2 separate regions of the Homo sapiens genome follow, and region 1 is linked to region 2. Evidence: read pairs that join two places in POLR2A ChIA-PET (ENCODE). Cell type or tissue: OCI-LY7. All regions are shown on one strand.

Region 1 (2,500 bases), 350 kb before region 2:
TGCCCTGTCTCAATTACTGACCCATGGTATCTGTGAGCCTAATAAAGTAGTTGTTTTAAATCACTAAGTTTTGGGTAGTTTCTGTTACACAGCAATAGCAATCAGAGTAATGCTGATGGAAATAATCCAGTAGAGGGAAGAATTGAGAAGGCAAGAAAAAGAGGAGAGAAATATAATGGTAAAGCCCTTGAAGGCAAAGGGGATGAGCTCTTCTACACAACTGAATGGAGAGGCTTTAGAGGGGATGCTAAACAATTCATTCATTATAAAGGTGAAAACGGCAAAGTACAGAGGACAGGTGGTTGCCTGGTGTACAGGAATTAGAGACTAGAAAAGGAGATGTGGGGTGGGGGGGTGGGAAAGAGTTTGCTGGTTTTTGTCATAAACATTGGTAAACCATTTCCTTTTTAAACTTTATACACATTTTACCATGTGATCCCACCTTTTTAAATTTTCTAGAAAAGATTTAGTCCATTCCCTCAATAGACAAGACTCACTGATTACGTGAGTTGCCTGAAATCATATACCATGCTGAGAGCAGGGTCAGTCCCTTATCCCCTGATTTCCAAAACAGTGCACTTACTCACATCACATGGCCCTTTATATTATAAAAATATTACCTAATAGCATTTTATTTCATAATCATAATTTATTAAACTAAAACCACTTAGTAAGAACTAATGAGTACTCTGTTTCCAATAACATACTAAAAAGATGAACAGAAGAATGTTCTTGGGAAGATCAAAATAAACATGCAAGCAAAGTAAACAGCCCATGGACCATTCTAACCTAGTTAACCCTTTGTAACTATACAGAAAAGCTTCAAAATAAATAATGCTTCTCTTTGTTCTTTCCAGTACCCCTAATTTCATCAATCATTCAACCCTCAGATTTATAAGTTATCGACCAAGAATTTCTCCTTCCTTTTAGAAACAAATATTTTATCACTTTATTCAAATTTTACCAGCACAAAAGCACCCAGAGATGGCTTGTCTAACCTTCTATCATTCAGAAAAAAACACAGAACCAATGCACACAGGAAGAATAGTACCTGGACAGTGTGATATATAAGACGATACAGACGAATGACAATCTGTTGAAAAATATCTCCTAGGTTTTATTATGCCTAAAATTCTCATCCTTAGTCCTAGTGATGGAGAGCTTTGGAAAAGTCTCCACTGATCACCCAACTGTCAAATCCAAAGGTCTTTTGTTAAACCGGAGAGAACAAAATATTAACAGTGGTTATTTCCACGTAGGGAAAGTATAAGCAATTTTCTTCTGTTTTTATAGATTTCTTATTAGGAAAAACACGAATACATCTTTTTAAGACCTTTTTTTGGATCTGATTCTTCTCATTTCTTGCCAATGATCAACATGTTGATCATTCCGCCTCCTAACCTATCCACTAATTTGCCTCTCATACTGTTTTTTTCTTTGTCTCCTTTACCCATTCCTCTCCTTTCACCCACCCGCTAATTATGGGCAATCCCACTCTTTTCTCTTAAGTACCACAGCACCAGCCTTAACTTCGCTAACAAATTCTAGTCATATGTCCCACTGTATGCTATCAATTTTCACTTGCCCATCCCACGGCCACCGCAAACTCAACATATCCACAATATACGCTCAACTGTCTACATCCCCTCTACCAGCTACTAACACTGCCATAACTATTTTTGTTAGTAACTGCCATTAATCAAACGGCAGTTTCTTTGTCATTAACTAGCTGAGTAACTTTGGACACATTTTTAAATCTCTCTGGTCTGAGTCCTAATATACAAAACATATAGACTTAGATGTTCTAAGATGTCTTGGAGAGTCAACACTCTTTGATTTCCTCCGTCACTGAAAAGCAAACCTTCAAGGTAAGGTAATCTTTAATCACTCTTCTCCCCTCCATTCTCCCTTCTTATCCAATCCATAATAATGTCTTGTGACATCTCTGCAATCTGACTTATTTCTAAGTCCTCATTACTTCAGGGCTCAATTATTTTCCTACCTCTTTCTACCATTCTCTTTCCAATTCATATGAGACCTAGCACTGGTGCTGCTTTGATTTTCCTAAAATACTTATTTCAGCAAACTCTTTCTCAATTCAAAACTTTTAAAGCTTCTCCATATCTACAGGTCAAAGTACATTCTTCTCATCCTAGCATTTAAAGACATCCATAATCAAATTCCAACTACATTTTTAACACAATTTCTTACTACTCTTTCACACAAATCTTCATTTCAGTCAAGTTATTTATGTACTGCTCTCTGAACATATCATACATATATACATATTTTGCCTTTGCTTACCCCCTCTACCAGTTCCTTCCTATTATGCAAAATCTCTGCTCAACTCAAGTGGTCTTAAATATCTGTAACTTTTATTATTTAGCTTATCTGCCCAATTATACTGTAAGTCCTTAGGGAAAGGAGCCTATTTTATATTTCTTTATTTCTCTTTTGAATACAGCCAAGTACCTTTTACATTGCAAGTATTAACAAATAT
Region 2 (2,500 bases):
AATAACTTTATGGTGTTTCATGGCAGGGAGCATAACTTAAACAGACTCCTTGTCTTTCCATTTTTTAATAACTTTATCTAATTATTAAATAATTTTTTCAGTCCTGGCTTAGCTGATTTCAAGTTTTGGCCTTTGGCTGTGTTCTAATTTGTGGGGTGTGTGTGTGTGTGTGTGTGTAAAACCCTAAGACATTTTCATTGTTAGATGCTAGAACAGGGTTGGTAAACTATAGTCCCCAGCCAAATCCAGCCTGTAGGCCATTGTTGTATGGCCCGTGAACTAGAAATGGTTTCCACATTTTTTATTGCGATTTAAATCATATATAATTCGTCATTTTCAAATGTACAATTCAGTTGGTTTTCGTATGTTCATAAGATTGGACAGCCATCACCACTAATTCCAGAACATTTTCATTACCCCAAAACGAAATTCTGTATTTATTAGCAATCATTTCCCATTCCTTCCTCCTCCAGGCCCTGGCCACCACTAATTCTATCTCTGTTGATTTTCTCATTCTAGACATTTCATATAAATAGAAGCCTACAATATGTGGCCTTTTATATCTAGTTTCTTTCACTTAGCCTAATGTTTTCAGGGTTCAGCCATGTTGTAGCATGTATCAGATTTTAATTCCTTTTTGTGCCTGAATAATATTCTTCTATATGGATTGGGTAATGAGGGCTCTACCATTGTGAATGGGTTAATCTATTCATGGATTAATGTACTGATGGGTTATCGTGGGAGTCAGACTGTTGGCTTTATAAGAGGAGGATGAGAGACCTGAGCTAGCATGCTCAGCACCCTCACTATGTGATTCCCTGTGTCACCTGGCTACTAAGCAGAGTCCCCACCAGCAAGAAGGCCCTCACCAGACACAGCCCCTCAACCATGGACTTCTCAGCCTCCATAACTGTAAGAAATAAATAGCTTTTTAAAAATAAATTACCCAGTTTCAGGTATTCTGTTATAAGCAACAGAAAATAGACTAAGACATTTCTACTTTTTGGATGTTATAAATAATGCTGTTTTGAATATTAATGTACAAATTGTTGTATATTTGCTTTTAGTTCTTCTGTGTGTATACCTGGGAATGGGGTATATGGTAACTGTTTAACTTTGTGAGGAACTGCCAAACTATTTTTGGTTTTTACATTTTTAAATGGTTGGAAATAATTTTTGAAATGAATATTTAGTGATGTGAAAATTATATGAAATTCAAATTTCGTTATTCATAAATACAGGTCTTTTTTGAACATAGCCATACTCATTTGTTTAAGTAGTGTTTATAGCCACTTTTGCAGAACAATGACAGAGGTGAGTAAATTTGAACAGATGGCCTACAAAGCCTAAAACATTTAGTAGTCTGACCCTTTACAGAAAGTCTGTGACCCCTGTGCTAGAATCATGAGATTCTAGGAGGAAGCTGTTCTGTGGTACTTTTGCTATGCAGTGTGTCTTGAGTGACATAAGACCTGAGCTGGTGAGAGAGGTTAGGACCTGCCACCCAGTGGCACCAATTCTCATAAATAGCCTTTCAGTATAGCTATCTGGTGATTTTAGGGTTGTTGGCATAGAAGTGTGTGTGTGTGTGTGTGTGTGTGTGTGTGTGTGTGTGAGAGAGAGAGAGAGAGAGAGAGAGAGAATACTGAAAACTCAGAAAATTCTCCTCTGATCTCTGCTATTACGCATTTCTGCTTTTTTTCTTTCTCAAAATGAAAACAGCTTCATAATTTTTACTTGTAAAAAGCATTCCCACATCACGTAATCCTGAGAGAATCTTTATTTATATTTTGATGAACATATTTCTTGATATTTCTCTGTAGATAGAAGAACACATAGATATGGAATTTTTACATAGCATAGTTTTTTTTCTGTTATTAGCTTTCCCCCTTGTATGTCACCATTATATTGTTGTTTAAATTTTTTAAATTTAATTTTATTTTTTATATATATTTTTTGAGACAAGATCTCACTCTGTCACTCAGACTGAATGCAGTGGTATGACCTCCTGGGCTTGAGCAGTTCTCCTGCCTCAGCCTCCCAGTAGCTGGAACTACAGGCATGCACCATGCCCAGCTACATTTTTTTTTTTTTTTTTTTTTTTTTTTTTTTTTTTTGCAGAGATGGCATCTTACTATGTTGCCTAGGCTGGTCTCAAACTCCTGGATGCAAGTGATTCTCCCACCTTGGCCACCCAAAGTGCTGGGTTTATAGGCATGAGCCACCATGCCTTGCCTATGTTGTCATTTCTAAATGCATAAATCTACATCTTTTTTTTTCAAATTGATTTTTTTGAGACAGAATCTAGCTCTGTTGCCCAGGCTGGAGTGCAGTGATGCAAGCTCAGCTCACTGTAACATCCACCTCCCGTGTTCAAGTGATTCTCCTGCCTCAGCCTCCTGAATAGCTGGAATTATGGGCACCTGCCAATGCGTCCAGCTAATTTTTGTGTATTTTTTGTAGAGTCAGGGTTTCACCAAGTTGGCCAGGCTGGTGTCGA

What was found. ChIA-PET counts read pairs that join two places held together with the same protein. Peaks named below come from ENCODE experiments on the same cell type or tissue, not always from the same donor. Only the 100,000 strongest peaks of a DNase experiment are listed, where the experiment ranks them.
Region 1: POLR2A ChIA-PET joins it to region 2 with 7 read pairs; 3 of 35 experiments call an interaction of 5 or more read pairs at or near these places.

What each region holds. Positions count from the first base shown.
Region 1 is chr9:4,989,543-4,992,042 of GRCh38, reverse strand. All of the region lies in intron 2 of JAK2 (Janus kinase 2), which reads right to left. It also overlaps a transcript of INSL6 not described here. Among named protein-coding and RNA genes, the nearest start is that of JAK2, 5.5 kb to the right of the region's middle. In OCI-LY7, no CTCF peak of the experiment used is centred here; no DNase peak of the experiment used is centred here.
Region 2 is chr9:4,643,801-4,646,300 of GRCh38, reverse strand. All of the region lies in intron 3 of SPATA6L (spermatogenesis associated 6 like), which reads left to right. Among named protein-coding and RNA genes, the nearest start is that of PLPP6, 17 kb to the left of the region's middle. In OCI-LY7, no CTCF peak of the experiment used is centred here; a DNase peak (open chromatin) is centred at 1,470.